Linked DNA regions of Mus musculus: region 2 is linked to region 1. A link is a loop called in an ENCODE intact Hi-C map of the cell type or tissue named here. Cell type or tissue: left cerebral cortex. All regions are shown on one strand. Links, peaks and the distances in the headings refer to the core of each region. The heading gives the core; the rest is flanking DNA.

What was found. Peaks named below come from ENCODE experiments on the same cell type or tissue, not always from the same donor. Only the 100,000 strongest peaks of a DNase experiment are listed, where the experiment ranks them.
Region 2: it touches region 1 in a loop (3-fold over the local background); 8 of 42 quality-filtered maps call a loop at or near these places.

What each region holds. Positions count from the first base shown.
Region 1 is chr4:85,386,787-85,396,201 of GRCm38, reverse strand. It overlaps Sh3gl2 (SH3-domain GRB2-like 2), which reads right to left. Exons shown (of 9, transcript NM_019535.2): 9 at 6,822-8,648. The coding sequence ends at 8,449. Among named protein-coding and RNA genes, the nearest start is that of Sh3gl2, 190 kb to the right of the region's middle. In left cerebral cortex, for the core only: a CTCF peak has its summit at 4,146 (motif pointing right); DNase peaks (open chromatin) are centred at 4,230 and 6,819; H3K27ac peaks cover 665 bases.
Region 2 is chr4:86,550,603-86,560,017 of GRCm38, reverse strand. Saxo1 (stabilizer of axonemal microtubules 1) reads left to right here and starts at 1,715. Exons shown (of 4, transcript NM_001081096.1): 1 at 1,715-2,043. The coding sequence starts at 2,003. It overlaps Saxo1os (stabilizer of axonemal microtubules 1, opposite strand), which reads right to left and starts at 1,574. Exons shown (of 2, transcript NR_131920.1): 1 at 1,253-1,574; 2 at 214-521. In left cerebral cortex, for the core only: a CTCF peak has its summit at 4,769 (motif pointing right); a DNase peak (open chromatin) is centred at 4,777.

The DNA of each region.
Region 1 (9,415 bases), core at 2,125-7,124:
CTATGTTTTCTTAAAATATGTCTGAACATGCATTCCTTCTTCCAGGAACTACTCACCTGGTAGTGGCCACAGAGGCTTCGCTCTCGTGTGCACACAAACCCTCTGTGCAGGTGCAGTCATCACTGAGAGCCATGCCAGTCCCCTGGGACTTGATTATGACAATAAGCAGAGACCACAATCACTAAACTTATCATCTGGATAGCAATCAGACAGACACAGGCATGGACCTCTTGACTGGCCTCTCATTCATGGACCAGATAATTCTATCTTGTTGTGACTTTTAAAACAAGAGTAGGAATCAGCCTACAATGTACAAAATTCTCTCTAAGAATTAATAAAATGGTTTAAAATAGAAGTAAGGTTTTAATCAGAATAAGGTTTTTATCAGTAATGGCCATGGAAGACAGTAATTCCCCCCTTCCCCATGACACTATACAAAATGAAATGAATGGAAACAAAACAAATGGGCAGGTAAAGTAATTTTGATAAAGCTGGAAGAAGAGTATAACCCACAGGCTACCCCTCAAGAAACATCTATGGTCTTTCCAAAGAACACAAAGTAGAAGCAGAGGTGCACAGGAAGAAACTGTGCATGGAGAATGTAGGAGAGAGGGCTCAGAAGATACTGTGAGAACACACTTCCTGTAGGTAGTGGCTTTCCTCTGTTGCACCAGATGAACATCCCTAAACATAACAAGAATTGCTAAGGCTGGGGCAAGGAGGGCAGAAATGGATTGAGTGGAAGCTGTGTGGTGTGGTGGGGAGTATGTATGGATATCACTTCAAACTCCCCTTGGATCTTGCACTGGGTTGTATGGACACAGGTAAACAATGTCTTGCCTTGGGCTAAGACTGCGGTTCTCACCTCCACTCAGCCATGAGAAACTCAGAAGTGGAGATACAGGAGTCCTTTCCTTTCCTTCACATGTGAAGAGGTCCCAGGAGACTCCAACAGGATCAAGCAGCAGCTATCAAGGTTGAACACTTCAATTATGTGCCTTGAATCAACTGCCCCGAATGATGTACTGTTACAAATGATGTACTGGTAAACGACTGTACCGGTGACCTGCTTTCTGGGTTCACTATCTCAGAACAATCTGCCTATATGGTAGCCCTTTCATTAGGTGCCGTCTTTTGGCATATCATACTACAAAAACTAGAAATGGTCCAGAGAATCATGTGCTCTGAATTGAAGTTGGATACAGATTACACATAGCTCCCAAAGTTAGGCGAACTTAAGGCTAGCAATCCAGGGGGGGTCACTGAGAAACAAAGAATCATAATTAGTAATTTTTCCCCATGGGGCTTGGGTTAGATGCAGGTAGAAGGTAAATAGACATGGGACTCAGCAATGACAGTTATAAAGAGTGTGGCACTGACTTTGTCTAGTAATGGGCTTGAACCTCCTGAAAACAAAATCATGACTATATGTCAAAGCAACATACGCTGTGAAAATAGGGAGCCTCCAGGGAAGCCTTTAAGACCCTCAGAACCAGCAATGGAGATAAACCTGTAAGATAAACAGAGTTCTTATATACAGAAGCACGGGAAATTGTGATGGAGCTGACTAGGTGTCCACATAACAAGAATTACTAAGGCTGGGGCAAGGAGGGCAGAAATGAATTGAATGGAAGCTGTGCGGTGTGGTGGGGAGTATGTATGGATATCACTTCAAACTCCCCTTAGGCTATCTGCAGTATTGGATTCTACTGAATCAGCCCATTAGAGACAAGAGGGGAAAATCCTTCCCTGGGAAAAGCCAGCCACCCCTGGATTGAGACACTGGTCGGCAGGTGATACCTCTCTCTGCCTCCATGGTTGTTGGGCTGTGGGTGTAGGGGAAGAGGGGCATGAGAGAGAGTGCCCACGTCAGGTCAGAGTTCCGGTACTCTGGGCAGGTGGACATGGGAGGACTGCCGAAAGCTTTCCACACAGCTCCAGGTGGGCATCTGGCTCTGTGAAGCCACTGACCCCACATGGCAGGGGGTGGACAAGGGGAAGCCCCTGTACCAGGTTCTCAGTCTCTGGCATCCCATGCCGGATACAGCAGAGGAGCTAAGAACAGAATAGGGGCCCCGAGGCAGCACCAGGCTTCTGAGATAAAGAGAACAGAGGGAGAGAGATTCCCACACAGGCGAGAGTCGTTAGTCCCGTCTGTGGCTGGAGCACAGGAAGGCCTTCTGGTGGGAGGTTAGAAGCAGCTCGTTAGAAGAAAGCCTAGCCCATCGTCCAACCACGTTGGGCCTTGATGAACAGAGACAGTCTATGATTTTAGAGCTTTATTGTAGAAAGGCAAAGGGAAAGAGAAAGGGTAGAAAGAGAGAGAAAGAAAGAGAGAGAGAGACTGGCCATGGCCAAGATGAGAAAAGGGGGGAAGGGAAATAGAGGAAGAGAGTTAGAGAGTGACAAAAGTGAAGGCTTAGAGAGAGAGAGAGAGAGAGAGAGAGAGAGAGAGGTAAAAGCTTAGAGAGAGAGAGAGCTTAGACAGTAAGGAAAGTAAAAGCTTAAGAGTAAGAGGGAGGGAGTGAGGTGGGGCCAAGCAGCCCCTCTTATAGTGGTCTTGTTATCTTGCTGTTGCTAGGTGACTGGGAGGAGTCTAGCCAGAAGGCCAGAAGCTTGGGACATTGTATATGTGACTGCTAGCCACACACTTCTCCTGTGGGGGCTGTGGGGGGCAGTAACTTCGACAGGAGACAGGGGTCCAGGAGACATGAGGTCCCATGTAGGTGAAAACTACCACCACCCATTGAGTCCACCGGGATTCCACCTCTTAACTGGACTGGAGACCAAGCTGTTTGTGCATAGCTCATTGCCCCATGCATGGTGATAAAGTATCATGCATTAGCACAGCTGGAGCAGAGAGATACAGCAAGTTCTCTGGGAGAGCATCTTCACACTGAAGGAAGAGTTTGGTCAGACTAGCCGAAACTGGGGGAAGGTAAGTGGCAGCGGGTCTCAAAAGCATTGAACTGAGGCTGAATATGAGAACTCTAGTGTGAACTGGAAAATGCTTGTGAGCATGGGGAGAGCTCTCTTGTGACTTATATTCAAGAACCTGGAGGCTGCCCTACCTACTACAGGCATAGTCTGCAGTAGACAGGGGAAGATGTTGGTGCTATACTGCACAGAGTTCCTCAGGAAAGCATGATTCATGGAGGAGAACATAGTAGGGTATTTCTCCAGATGGATGACTGTTTGTGCCAGTATTATTTATCCATTTAACGAAATTGCCTCAAATTTTGTACTTTACAGCAATACTCAGCAGTCTCAGGTATCCTGAAGACAGAGAGAGCAGGAAGGGCTGACTGCACACACGTATAAACTCATTGTATATAATTATACCTCCATAAAATACCTTTCAAATGATCCCTTCTAAGAATACTGCTTATGCTGTGCTGGTTTGAAGGAGAATGGCCCCCATGTTTGAATACTCAGTTGGTGGAACTGTTTGAAAAAGAATAGGAAGTAAGACCTTGGAGGATCTGTATCACTGGGATGAGCTTTGGGGTTTCAAAAGCTCGTGCCATTTTCCTGTTAACTCTCACTCTCTCTGCCTCCTACTTGCTGCTAAGGGTGTAAGCTCTCGGTTACTGCACCAGCACCATGCCTGCCTGTCACCATGTTCCCCACTGTGATGGTCATGGACTCGGCCTCCGTAACTGTAAGTCCCGATAAACTCTTCTCTAAGTTGCCTTGGTCATGGTACTTTGTCATAGAAGTAGAAAAGCAACCAAGATAGATGCTGAATGTAACTTTTACGATTGTCCCAGAAGATGAAATTTCTTGAGGGTGACAGCTCCAGGTTAACTGCTTTTCATCTGCGGTCCAGGTAGCAAAGGACACAGAGCACAAGGCAGTTCATTCACAGTGACTGCGAATGCTGAATGATTACTCCGACGAGTCCACAATGCTGGCTCTTCATTAGAAGAGCAAAAAGACTTGGGTTTTCTTTCTGCAGATTACATTTCACTGGATATCAGTCTGACACTAAGACCTACTGAGAACAACCAATTAAAGGAGTAACATCTTGGGTAGCACATAAGGAGAAGGGAGATCTTAAGCTCTGCTACTGCCAAAATATCCCACAAAATTATTAGATTTATCAAGATTTTAAAAAATGGGTTAATTAATGTGTGTATTTTGGCCACCAGAGGGCAATCTAGGCCCCATAAAACTACTCAGGAAAAAAACAAGAGTGTGGGAGGAATGTAAAGGCCGAATGATGCAAGAAGGTAGCACTGCAAATTTGGTGCCTGAGTATAGAGTCAGTCTGCCTCAGCTTTCATCAAATTCATGGGCTACCCTCCTCCTGCCCTTGCTGGTTCCCACATAAGTTCAGATCTCTGATGTCCCTATAAGAGACAAGGCTGTGACTTCTGATGTCTAGGACTGACCTATAACTCCACAATGCTTCTCTCTGTTATTCCATTGGAAACAGTTGTATGACAAGGTGAAAGGAAACTGGTTCCTTCTTTCCCCCTTGTTTGACAACTCATGCTAGCTTTCCTTGAATCACCAAACAATTTCCTAGGATAAACCAGGTTCACTTAGAGTGTGGCTTTGTAGACCACAGGCATTGAGTCTGGATGGAGTGGGATGGGATACCTGTAAAACCTGCAGATCCTGGCCTGCCAGCAGGTGACAGAGTCAGAAGTCTGTTGTGAGAATACAAGAAGATTGAGAAGAGCTTATGATCTCTGCTTTTACCCTGGCAGCTTATATCCTTGGGACTCTTAATTTGAACTGTGGGCTGCATCAGTCCAAACAAGGAAGAGTTCTGACAGGGAACCCTGTAGTGGAAGCATGGCCCTGCAGTAGACATTCTTTCTCTGGTTCCATCACAAGACATGGAGTGACCAGGAGAACATCAACTAATGACTGCAAGATGGGGGAATCCAGGCAGATGGAGTCTTAGTACAAGTCTGTGGTATCATTGCAGGTGAGGGTGGAAATACATTTGTAAAATCATACTGAATCAATCTATAGACATAACTGTTTTGAGAAGTCAGAGCAAAATGGTTAAGAAAATGCCTGTGAATAGCAGTCTGCTGACTTAAGATACTCGGACATAGTGTACTGCTTCCCAAACTTACCTCAAGTGGGGAGTCTCTTGGGAAACTGCCACAATGTTTGTCTTAGTAAGGTTTTCTGTTGCCGGGATCAACACCAGAACCAAAAGTCTACTTGGGGAAGAAAGGGTTCATTTAGTCTTATAGCCCACTGTTCATCATCACCAAGGAAATTAGGGCAGGAACTGATACAGTAAAAGTGCCATTTACTGGCTTGCTCAGCCTGCTGTCTTGTATATCCCAAGACCACCTGTTAGGGGAGATACCACCTACTACAGGCTGGGCCCTACCAAATCTATCACTAATTAAGAAAATGTTCACAAGCAGGCTTACAGGCCAATCTTTTGGAGGCATTTTCTTATTTGATGTTTCTTTTTCCCAAATGACTCTAGCCTGAGTCCTTGACATAAAACTAGGCAGAACAGTGACTGACAGACTGACTTGGACTCCCCTGGATACCCTGAAGCACCTGCCAGAGAGGGACGAAAGTGGGACTCTCAGGTCTTTAAAACATGCCTGCATTTCCCCTAGCCTTCTGAAAGCTTTAGTTGGTGTGTAATCACAAGGAGAAATGTGATTGGAAGATAACAAAATAATGTGTTTTGTTTTCTCATCATATGGAGAAGCTCGTTTGACACTGGCTCACATTGAGAGTACCCTCTGGTGCAGAGTCTTGCTGTTAGTTTCCTTTTGGATTTCGAAAATATTAAGTACCATCCCTATGAATGCACCTCTTAAAGCTAAAGGGATTGTTTGGCTAAAACGTTGTTGGGAGTGCACACAACTCCTGACCTCCTGCTCTGTGTAGGCCATGCACCCCTTCCCTGTTGGCCTAGGTTTTTGTTTGTTTGTTTTTTGGTCTGTTTGTTTGTTTTTGGTCTGTTTTTGTTTGTTTTCTGTCTGTTTGTTTTTGGTCTGTTGTTTGAATTATTTTCTTTCTCTTCTTCTATGTGTGGTAAATTGTATTTTATATGATTAGCCTCACCATGAAATGATTTTTAAAGGTTATTGCAAAAAGAACTTACATCTTTTGGGGGGCAGTAGTTGGACACATGCTATAGTCCCCACTTTTCTCTTGTAAAATTAGGAGGGTATTTACTCTTTATATCCCTGCTGCCTCCACACCCCACTTCTTACTGAGGAACTATTAGCAGTGGAGAGTTTCTGGAGACAGTAGAATCCTTCCTTCTCTGAAGGTGTGACCCCTGGTGGGTTTCCCATGCTCTAGTGCATGGTGCCACACCCAGGGACACAAGGACATGCAGACAGCACTAACTGGACTTAAAGACTTGAAATTCGTTGAAAGGTGTATGGGGGGGGCATTGGAGGAATTAATGGAGGAACTAGGAGGTAGAGATGATATTTCACTCTATAGATGGATGAAATTAAAAATAAAGAAAAATTAAAAACAAAATAGCCATAAGCCCGGCCAACTTATTTCATTTTCTCTATTTGGCACTGTGTTCTCCTGCCAACAGCACTGTTTCTTAAATCACATGACTTCAAGGAGCCAGCTGCCTGGACTTACTCTCTCCCCCCAAGTTCTTCTTCATCCTGGAATTAGTGATGCAAGTGCCTACTAAACTAACTCACCACTTGTTTCTGGAACTTGCCCCACATGCCCCAAGCTGGAGATGAGGTTGGGACCAGGTCTGGATTGGCTCCATCCAAAGGCAATGGAGATCCAGAGAATCTCAGCCCACCCACTGTCAGCCCAGAGAACTGGCAAAAAGGAAGAAGCAGAAGCCTCTGTTTCGTCTTCAGCAATGTTTATTGGAAACAGCAGTGCTTCCCGTGGTGAGTTTATACATTAAGCAGGAAGATTTGCCTTTCACTCCACACGATCCACTACCGCAAGTGGCATATCGGAAGCAGCACGCTAAACCTCTGAAGGAGCCTGTACAGCTAGATAAATAGAACTCTGGGTGCCTATCGGGACTTCCATAACTGAAAGGAGAACAAAACGAAAACCCAACACTGATCAGCGTACACAGCACTGTACACACAAAATGAGGAAGGGAGGCGTTCAAAGTAATGACTGGAGTGGAAAAGGGGTTTGCATATGCAGCCACATACCTTAAACTGCTAAGCACAAAAATCATCTTTATTTGGTCCTCATTGAGGGCAGAATATGCACAAATGATGTTCAAGGAACACAAACAAGTAAACGTGGGAAGGAGCGATGCTCACTGTCTTGTTCTATGGAGTGGGAAATGCTTACTAGTGTTTCTCTCCTACGTCTTTGTGGTAAAGGGACTCAGGGAATGGACTGATTCCTGGGTAAGTAAACAGAGAAGGGAAGACAGCCGTGCCCCCTTCCTGTACCCTTCAGAAACGGGCTACGTATATACACAGCTTCTGTACAGCAAGGAATCTGAGCTTAGAGACCAGATTTCTTCCCAATTCAGACTGGAGATTTTTTTTTCTTTTCAGCCAACATACAGATTGCTCACCATCTCACTCAGAAATAAATGGGACCCCCCCCCTCATCTGCCAAGTGCTTAACAGCAGGGAGGGAAGAAAACTGGCCATGTCTCAGAAGTATGAGGGAGATAGATAGATAGATAGATAGATAGATAGATAGATAAATGGATGGATAGTAGATAGGTAGGTAGATAGATGATGGATAGATAGATAGATGGATAGTAGATAGGTAGGTAGATAGATGATGGATAGATAGATGGATAGATAGATAGATAGATAGATAGATAGATAGATAGATAGATAATAGATGATAGATAGATAGATGATAGGTAGATAGGTAGGTAGATAGATGATAGATAGATAGATAGATAGATAGATAGATAGATAGATAGATAGATAGATAGATAGATATTAGTGAACAAAGGTGCTTTGGACAATTAATACTTTTGCTAATGGCATCAAGAGACCAAGTTGCTTAAACCAGCAGACATCTTGCTGGTGAGGGGATGTTTTTGCCAACAATTCTGTGACTCACATATTTAGGAAGGGAAAGTGCAACAAAAAGGACTTTCTCCTCTGTAAATGGAGAACTGGAGACCTTGAGATGGCCCCTGGGTGAGAGACAATATCTTCAGTGAGGAGAGTTTTTCTGCCATGTGGTTCACAGGCATGTTACCAGGAACCACAGCCTCCTGAGAACTGTGAAGCCAGTTCTGGGACTCCTGGCTAGTCTCAGATGGTGTTTTAAAGCATGTACCAGGCCCACTGGCCTTGGAAGATACCATCTATCACCGCGTCTCCTGGAGGAGCACACGGGTCAACCCAGGGCACGTGTGGGCTTGGTGACTCATCCACTGCGGCCTGCATTCGTGATGTATTGGAAGCAGCATTACCAAAGCAGTGGTTAAACTTAACTATCTGGGTCAGAAGGAGGTGAGCCAGCCAGCACAGGATCCTAATGGGGCAGAGCAACCAGAATTTCTACATAGTTGATGGGGAAAAAGCCAGACTGGCCATGAAGCATCCCCTCATACCAGTTCTCGTCAATCTGATTAGTGAGTGTGATGATATCGCCCTCTTTAAAACCCAATTCCCCTTCATTTTCAGGTTCAAAGTCATACAGAGCTCGGCAGCAGGGCTGATCCATTTGGACACCTGAGAATCAGAGACAGAGAGAACGTAAAAGGTCACAGCAGGTTGCGGTAGAAGGTTGATCCGCTCTGATCACCCCAGTGGCGGCTATGGTTCCTCCGGATTCTCGAATGAAAATCACATATACACAGCCTTCTATTTTAATATGCCTCAAATAGCGCAATGGCTGGGCCACTCTCAAACTTACACATAGCTAACACCTCCCCTTTGATAGTCCTGAATTATTACTTACTAAAATCTAAATTCCATCTTTGTTATCCTAGACCCAAAGGGAGGGAGGCCCTTGGGGCCGCTCTTCCCCAGCTCTGACATGGCTGGATGTTCTCAATTGACAAAACCTATATTTTCCCCAGAGGAATATTGGTGTGTACCCCTACTTCAGTTTCCCCATTGCCACGATCATTCTCAAATGCCCACATACAAATGAGACCCAAGTTTTCTCCTGGCGCATTTCCAACTGTAAAACTGTCTTGCTTAAAGAAGTGGGAACCCATCTGACATTGGGCATGGGTTGTAAAAATCTGCAGCTTATCCCGTTTTTCCTGGATCTTCAGTGATTGGTTCACTGCAGTAGAAAGCTCTGTAAAATGCTGTCATGGAATGAAGAAGGGGGCATCTGAATCTCTGTCCACAGATCAGAGCGTCCACTGTTGCCCACTGGGGCCCCAAGGGCAGTGGACCTGAAGGTCACACTTGCCACATAAATTATTGATAACTGCACTTCTCCTTGCCCACAAACAAGACATACAGTTCATTTTTCATTTGGTAAC
Region 2 (9,415 bases), core at 2,687-7,686, 1.2 Mb before region 1:
GGGCAGTCTTTGCACACTGCACAAAAACATCCTCCAATGGTGGACCCCGTCTCTGGTGATAAACAGTGTGTGCATGTGATGGACCTGTCCTGAAAATGAACAGGGTGCGCAGGTCTTGGTTTGGTTTCCAAAGCTCCCATTTCTCTGAGGTTTCCTCCCTCCCCATTTCACATTTCTATATTCCCTTTAACCAGAAAGGCAAGAAATAACTTTGCTGTACTTAAGACTGATCAGTAAGTGGTATTCCTGTATGGGCCCTATCAACCAGGTACCAGTGGAATTCCAGCAGCTGGCAGTGGTTTGCTGACTTCGGTTTTTAGTCTGCGATGGAAGAAAGAACTCAGAGCACACAGCAGCTCAGCACTGCTGCAATCCATGACTCTTCAGACACTCGAAGCTCACACTGATAACATCAATTCCAGCTCTCTGGTCCACATGGTAGAAAGAGGAAACCAACTTCTCCAGGTTGTCTTCTGATCTCCACATGAGTCTTGGCCCACATGGCTCTCTTTACCCAGAACCTGCGATAAGCAAATGTAAAATAAAATAAAATAAAATAAAATAAATAAAAGCAACAAAAAGAAACAGTAATGTTTAAGTCCAAACATTCTCCTATAGTAGTAGACTGTATGGTATGCTACCGCACTTCTTTTGCTTGCTTTTGAGAAAGGGAGAGCCATGTAGCCCAGAACTTGCCTCCTTGCCCCAGATGCTGGAATTCTAGACTTGTGCTGCCACACCCAGCTCGAGAGCAGAGGCCCTTGACTTTGTTTTATTGTCAGAGTAAGCTGCTATCTTGTGAAAACACAATTCCCAGAATAGTTGTTTTCACTGCTTTGAAATAGAGTGAAGTCTCACTTTGTAGCCCAGGCTGGCCTTGACCTTGCAGCAACCCTCCTGCCTCAGTCTGTGCCGGGATCACAGGCTGAAGCCATCATGTGCTCTGACTGGTGGTTATTTGATACAGGAGATTCCAGGGCAGAGGTCTGCAGTGGTTTTCAGGACCGGCTTAGATATTAGGGAAGAGAGGTCAGAGGCCACAATAGAAGCTCCATAGCTGCGCTCCTTGAAGTGTGGGCTCTGGGCCAGCATCAGTAGCATCATTAAAAACTTGTAAGAGACACGTGTTTTCTGGAACCCATATTTCAGAAACAACAAACTCAGGGTGGGGTCTGGCAATCTGATTTTTGTCAAGCCTTGAGGTTCTGATGCTGCTAACATTTGAGACGTCCCTGCTTCTAGGCGTCATTACCTGAGCAATAGAGGGCTGGACCCTCTCATGCTGCTTTGTTCTCAAAAGCAGAGGCCTGTGGTTGAAAGCAATTCCAAGATGCAGGCAGCCAGGTATAGATTTTCCAGGAAGATCTGGAGATGGAATTCAGGGTCAATATTCTGGAGGTCCGGGCATGCATTTCCTCCAGACGGACAATGTGTCCTAGGGATGGAAAGTGCCACCCGACAAGATACTTTTCATTGTCTTTGCATTATGTGACCGTGCTGTTGGTTAACTCTGGGACTCGGAGGCTTCCTAAAGCCCTCCAAGGTATCTTCCATCTTCCTTCCAAGTTCCAGTGGGAGAGTCCCTGTCTTGGGTCTGCCAGGTGAGATACTAGGTGAAGTCTGACCTCACAGGAGGCCCTTATGATGTCATTGCCACCTCAAGATGCCCTCCTCTGTGACTTTGAAGGTCATAGAGGACTCAGTCCTGGGCCCTGTGGCTTGCAGGGGCCAGGCTGTGCTGGCAGGTGGGTGCTTCCCACTGGCCGCAGTGGCAGCAGCTTACAGACGTGAGCCGGCCTGGCTTGCTGTCTGTGCTAAGTGCTGCCTGTTTGCCCAAGGCCAGCCTCAGGAAAGGAATAGACTACAGAATTTTGCAAAAGGGCCACCTAAGTTTCCTTCTGAGCAAAACAGCATCGGTCAAGGCACCGAAGAAGTGTGATCGTTGTCCCAGGCAGCTGGGATCCTCTAGGCGATTGCCTTAGTGGAAAGTCCGAGGTGAAGGATGGGGAAGAGGACTTGCATCTGCAACCTGTGCTCCTGCGGGTAAGGTAGTCCTCCCAAGGGCAATCTGGGGAGGGGAGCCTGATTTTCACACTCCCTAGGGTGCCAAGCCCCTTTCCTGGAACGAAGACAGGATGTGTCTTCTTCATCCCGCTGCTTCGCTAGGCAGCATCGCACTGGATTCGGGTTTTAAACTGCAACATTGTTGACTAATATTTGATGCACACATGTCGAATCAGCGCTGATCAGGTAGTGTGTGTGTGTGTGTGTGTGTGTGTGTGTGTGTGTGCGCGTGTGTGTTTTCTGCAGGGTAGAGATTCAGGCACTTTGAGAGTGGGCTGGGCCCAGCCTTGTCTACATGCTGTTAAGACATGATGGAAACCCTGGACAGGCTGGGGCCGGTCTTGTTTCTTCTGTTGCAATTGTTAGAACAATAGTTCTTTTGTGTGGGTGAGTTTCTCACTTACAGAAATTGGTACTTTGGGAGCCATAGTGCACGGGCACCAACTGTTGCAGTGTTGAAATAAATAGCTAATCCAGGGGCGAGTTCGCTGTAGTTTTTGGGCAGGATGCCTTTCTGCCCCTTGTCTTCAGGGCCATGATGGTGCAAAGCACAGTGAAGGCAGGGTTTTGGAGAGGAACGTTGGGCTGCGGTCTCTGAGATGGTCCTTCTGGCTGCTTTGCCAGGACAGCTAGGGAACTGCAGGGCTGTGCCAGCCAGGGGATAGCAGAAGGGGCAGTACATAAACTTGCTTCCCAGGCTTCTGGCTAAGACCAAGTGAAAGGAGTGGCCTCGGGGACTAGCCCTCTGGGGTTGTCACTAAATGTGGGATCTGGGCTAGGAACCGAACGTCTCCCCATTCAAATTTCCCTAGGAATACTCTCCTCACAGGACTATTACAAGTGAAGGGATAGGGTGTATGTCTATGCACATGGATTCTATCTATTCTGTTAATACCCTAAGATCTGCAAAGGATTTTACAGCTACATATGTTACATGAAATAACAAAATTATTGTATTTGGGAGAATAGGTTAAGAGGACACTCTGAAAACAGAAGACTTTGAATTCTCAGGAATCAGTGCTCATTAGAGTGGACTGGGAACTTTAAAATAGGTGTCATTGCTCCAGCTGTTCATGAGCAATCTCTAAGGACAGTCCCATCAGCAGACTCCAGATAGATACTGCCATTTCCCAGAATTCTGAGCTCTGCTACCTACAAGTGTGGCTCTTGTTTTCGAGGTTTGTCAGGTGGGACCAGCCAGTGTCCAGGGCTAATTTTTCATACTACCGAACATTCAGTTTGTTTTTTTTTTCTAAGACTTTGCTTCCTTGTGGGGCCTTTTGCATCACTCCTGGCTCCATCTCTGCTCTCAGAAGAGTGGGGTTGAAGTCTTTGAGTCCCATCTTTGCACAGTATGTAGTCTAGGAAGACGGGGACTCATCAGGGGTGAGGAACGTAGAGTCAGATGACACCTCCATTCCTATCTGATGTCCTCAGATTCTCTTTTTCCCCCACCCTGCAAAGTTGCTCCTTCCACTGGATATAAAGTCTTTCTGGCATGCCTTCCTTGCCTCCCCCTCCTGTGTCTACTTTACGGTTCTGTCACGTGCCTTGGGTCTGACTCTCATGTTGGTCAGTCTTCCCTCCTGCCTGCTTAGTCTATTTTAGTTTTTTTTTTTTTCCTGTGATTTTGATGGGGCATCTCAGAGTTCAAAGCAAACTTTTTGGTCTCCACTCATGGTTCCTTTGTCTTGCTTTTTTCCCCTTTTTGAAAATGCGTCTACCTTCTTCTGCCTCCTAACCTTTTAAGATCTTGCTCATGTTATAAGACTCCCGTCTGGCTCAGTCCTATAGACCCCACCTAGTACAGAGGTAGGACCCCACTTCCTATGGTCTTTTAGCTATGTGTATGCCAGCTTCATATCTAGTGATGGTGTGCTCTGGAACAGCCAAGCTCTGTTTTTGTATGCTTTGTGATACTGACCTGTTGAGTAGTCAGAACACACCTTTGTAGGATGGTGGTGGGATCTGTGGAGTCCGTTAGGGACATACAATCTGGAGTGGTGCTGTCTCCAGTGCTTGCCACATGATGCCATTTTACTTCAGTGAATTACAATTGAGGGCTTCCCCAACTTCCTCCAGCCACTTGAGGGCTGGAGAACTATTTTAGTAGCTAAGAGCATTGTCTGCTCTTCCAAAAGACCCCGGATCAGCCTGGCCTGGGACACACTGTGTATAACTGGGAACTTCTGTTTCTTCTGTTTCCATTTCCCAAGTCCTGGGATTAGAGGCCCATATTACTATTCCCAGCGTTTCTTTGGCTTTTGAGTTTTGTTATGTAGTCCAGGTTAGCCTTCAACTCATGATTCTCCTGCTTCAGCCCTGCTGCTGCCAGGATTGTAGGCATGTGTCACCATGGCTAGCTCCTTAAATATGATCTCACCTGTAGTACATGATACTCATCAGTGGGGGAAGGCCTCTATTTTTGGACATCAGTGGGAAGAGCAGCCCTTGGTCCTGTGGGAGTTTGATGCCCCAGTGTAGGGGAATGCCAGGACTGGAAAGCGGGAGTGAGTGGGTAGGTGGGGGAGCACCCTCATAGAGGCAGGGGAGGAGGGATGGGATGGGGGAGAGACCTGGAAAGGGGATAACATTTGAAATGTAAATAAAGAAAATATCCAATAAAAGAAAAAAAAATTGAAAAACAAAACAGTCTTTCTGCTGGGAACTAGCTGCTAAAGAGCAAGTTCTTAAGTTTGACCACCAGATGGCAGTGTTTTCTCAGTCAATCCTCATAGACGCGTCAGCTGGTCTAACAAATCCTTTGGGGTTCAGAAGTTTACTTGAATTTTATTTTTATTTTTTTATTTTTTTTAAAAATAGGTTTACTTTAAGTTTTCTAAAATGAGCAATTAGTTAGTGTTTCGGGCTCAGCATAGCCGAGGAAGGTGTTATTCCTTAAGGAGCTGAACATAGAATGAAAGTGTTTCAAATACCGTACCACCAAAGATTCTAACCACTCATAAACCTTGTTAGCAAGCTTCACTGGGTTAAGGAAACCAGACACAGGTCCCTGCATCTTTAAAACACATTCTACACCTTCCCTGAAGCAAAGGCTGGCAACTGGCACACTACAATAGAATATTATAATTTTTAAAATATGATCAATACCAAATAAGGAAAAGCAAGCTTATAAATATAAGTTGCAGAAAGATGGAAAAAGTCAACAGTTTTTAAACCCAAATGTTAATTATTTCTATATAGCTGCAGCTTCTCTCTCTCTCTCTCTCTCTCTCTCTCTCTCTCTCTCTCTCTCTCTGTAACCCCACAAGAGGAGATAGTGTTTCCAATTGTGTCTGAAACCCCCCAGTGTTGCCTGAAGAAATCCCCACCTTGGAAGTTCTACAGTCTTCTACCACATTGTACTGTGATTTTTCAGAAAATTCAGAGCAATTTCTTTCCCCATCATCGGAATGATTGTCAGCATGGGAAACATGGCTTTAGTAAGGAGGTTTGATGGGCCCATCTGAGCCTGTTCTCCCTGGGGGAGCTTTTCAGCTTCTTTAGTTGTCCCTTTTCAATTTGGTGCTGGGAATTGAAGCTAAATTAGCAGGGCTCTGATAGTGTAGACAGTCAGGCGTTCTTCTGCGTTCAGAGCTGCAGACACGAGTACACCTTCAGCTCGCTCATCTCACAGGTAAGGGGACAGAAGCAGAGATTAAGTCTAGAAGGATCCATTTTGTTTAGCTTGGGCATAGAGTAGGTCAGTCAAACTGTCTCCACCTTTAACAGCATATCAGACATTGCTAGATGCTGTAATTCAGTCTGGTGTAATTTCAAATAATACAGGCCCACTCTTTTTTCCTCTCCTTTCCAACTACTGGGTCTCCATATGTAGCCCAGGCTGGCCATAAACTTGAGTGTAAATTTTTGTTAGTGCTGCCTTATCTTTCTTATTGATGGGATTACAGGCAAGCACCATTATGCCAGGCTTAACAATACACCTCTAGGGCAGTCAAGATGGCTCAGCAGGTAAAGGTGCTTGCCATCAATCCTGGATCCCACGTGCTGGAAGGAGAGAACAGACTCTCACAAGTGCTTTGATCTCCACACATGTGCCATGGGGCTGTGGCGCATATGTGAACCAATACATGCACACATAAAAGTAAAAATATAAATAAAAGACCTAAGGGTTGGGAAGAGATGGATCAGTGATTACAAGGACTCGCTGTCCTTGCAAGGATCCCAGCACCCACATGGCAGCTCTCGGGCATCTGTGACTCCTCTTCTAGGGGACGGAGGCAACACCGTGCTTTGACTTCTGCCAGCACCAAGGACACACATGGTACATGGACACTCAAACATTTATAGAAACAAATTTATAAAAAAGATAGTCTTCTTCATGCCTGTGCACATGTGTGTGTGTTTGCATACTCCCATGCACACACGCAAGTTAGTTCAGGTGCGCTTGGAAGCCAGGGGCATGAGATTCCCCCAGAGCTGGCATTATATGTTGGATGCTAGAACTGAACCCTCTACAAGCAGTTTATGCTCACTTCAGTGCCCAACATACACTATCTTAATTTTTGTTAGTGCTGTGGACCACACTCAGGGCCTCACACATCCTAGGCGACAGCCCTACTGCTGAACAGTATCCACACTGAGCCATCTTTGTCTATTGATTACAAGAAGGCACCTGTCTGAGTGAGAAGTATTATCTGACGGAGAACAATATAGCAAATTCTAAAAGCTTTTTAGTAAAGCAATAGAAACAGCAAATCTTCCTCCAGAAATTAAATGTTAGTACCTCTACTTTTTATAAAATTTGATAAGAAATGTAGATGTTAAAGAAAGGATTGACGTAGCTTACTTTTATATCTGATTTTTTTTTTTATGGCTTACTGTGCACCATTTAAAGGACTTTGTAAAACTTTCAGGAAATTCCAGGATGAGGCTGGGGATATATCATGGAGTATTTATGTAGCATTGGTCATGCACAGCATCTCATAAAGAAGAGAGGACCAGCCATTGCTTGGGAGGCTGTGGCTTTGGCTGTTTCTGGAAGTGTGTGGACAGAGGAAGGTGACCTCCAGGGCAGTTGTGTATCTGCAACTTAAATCAGTTATGTGAACCAGGGAGGAACTTGTTATTTTAATTTTGGAAAATATTTTCTTCACATTGATGGAAATTTCCTTAACCTTAGATTTTATTTTCTTAGAGTCTCTGTTACAAATTAAGAGAAAGTGGGAGGAAAGGGGACTTGGTTGGATGTTACACGTTTCAAGAAGAATTCTTGTTTTTAATCTAAATAAAATTGACTTCATAAATTCTGATTAGGGGGAAAAGGGAAGAAAGAGTTGGGAAAATCATTGTACGCATACTTGCTGATGCCTTTGGAGAAGGCCAGGAGGGCGGGCATCTTCCACGTTCACATACTTGCTTTGTGTGTTTTCTGAACTTTTCATGGGAGGCTACTTTATAGGCACTTTAAAATGGACTTTTAGATACCAGGATTAACTGTTAGTTGTTCACATATACTTTTCATATTAGGTATGTGTATAATCTGTGTATAATCAGTCAAATTACAGACATTGAGGGCATAGAACACAGCTTTGTACTAATTCAGATAGCGTCAGTTAAAACAATCTACTCTATCATGTAGGCTAAGAATGGACGTGTGGAGTGATGACCTCCTATGGGAGCAGCAGAGCTTACAGAAGCACAGGGGCTGGACCAGGCCACGAGTTCAAATTCCATCCTCAACACAGCCTAGTTGTGCCCCATGGACCACTTTACAGTGATGTCTGTACTTCTCTGTGCCTCACTGTGTTCTCATCTGTAAAATGGACACAGGAGTAGGGTCTTCATCATAGGGTTGTCATGAGGGTGGAACCATTATAAAATAAGAAGAGAGCCCTTAGGGAAGATGAAACTAACAAGTGTTACCAAATAAATGAAGATAAAGGTGCCAGTCTGTAGTCGGGTGATGAAGCCTCTGGAGAGGAAAATTCCACCTTTGTTCTTAAAAGATTGTGTATTCTTCAGAAGAGAGTAGGCCTTATTAACTGGCCGGAAATGAAGAAGTTAAACCAGAAGGGAGTGTAGTTAAATGGTTGGGGGCTGGGTGATACTTGGCAGACTGGAGTGGTTTACAAAGGTTTAACAGAACTAAAAACTATTGTGTGTACATCTAGGAGCGGGGACAGTTTCCTGGAGTTGGTTCTCTCCTTCCATCCTTATGAGGCTTCGGGTATTGAACTTAGGAACTCAGGTTTGTTTGACAAGCACCTTTGCCTGCTGAGCTATCTTGCCTGCCTGGTTTACAAGGGTTGTTCACTGTTTACTCATGGGCAGGCCCTCTGCGCCTTCCGGGGCTGCCAGTGCACCCCCAGGGGCTTCCTGCACAGGAGCCCAGCAGCCACTATACTTCCCATGTGCAGACTGACGGGAACAAGCATCAGAGAAATGTTTATTTGCAGGCATCCGAAAGCCCCTCATTCTGTATTAACAAACTGAATTTGTCATGTCAGAAATGAATCCAGTTTCGGTGTGTGCTGGTCAATTACTTAATCTCAGAAATGTTACCCCTTACTGGATGATTATTTTTAAAAGTCACCATCTTCCCTGCAACTGCCACTTTTGTCTTGTAAGTATGACGCCGTTCCGCTCAGTTCCCCACATAAAGTTTACCTACACCCCTGGACAGAAATCCAACCCGCAAAGCAAAGAATCAGCGGAGCACTGCAGCCTTTAATGCTGATTTAAGTCAGAGAGCAGCCGGGGCGGAGAGAAAGAACCAGGTGATGGTGAGCAGAGCGCGGTGAACTGTGAGCCTTACCAGTCTGTTCAGAGCCCTCAGCATCCTTGGGCTCCGTTGTCTTTTTTTCTTTCCTATGCCCTGACATTATATGAAATCAGATCACCCTTTATTACTGTGTGTGCATGCAGAGGATAACTTGAAAGCGCCGGTTCTCTCTCCTCCCACCACGTAGGATCTGAGGTTTAAACTCAGGTCCTCAGCTTTGGCAGCGGGTGCTTTTACCCACTGAAACATTTTGCTGGCTCCACTTTTGGGGTTGGAGAGATGGCTTAGTGGTTAAGAGCATTGGCTGCTCTTCCAGAGACCTTGAGTTCAATTTCTAGCACCCACATGGCAGCTCACATCTGCCTGGACCTCCAGCTCCATGGTATCTGACACCCTCATGAAGTCATACATGCAGGCAGAACATCAATGCACATTAAATAAAATAAATGGTTAAAAAATGAAAAGACCCTGGGGTTTTATTTATGGTAGTGAAAGAGAGACTTGTTCATCTTGCTGAGCCTGCTGGTGGCGTTTGAGTGGGGCAGAAGCTGGAGGTTAATGAGTTTAAGGTTAGCCTGAGCATCATAGAGAGACTCTGGTTCAAAA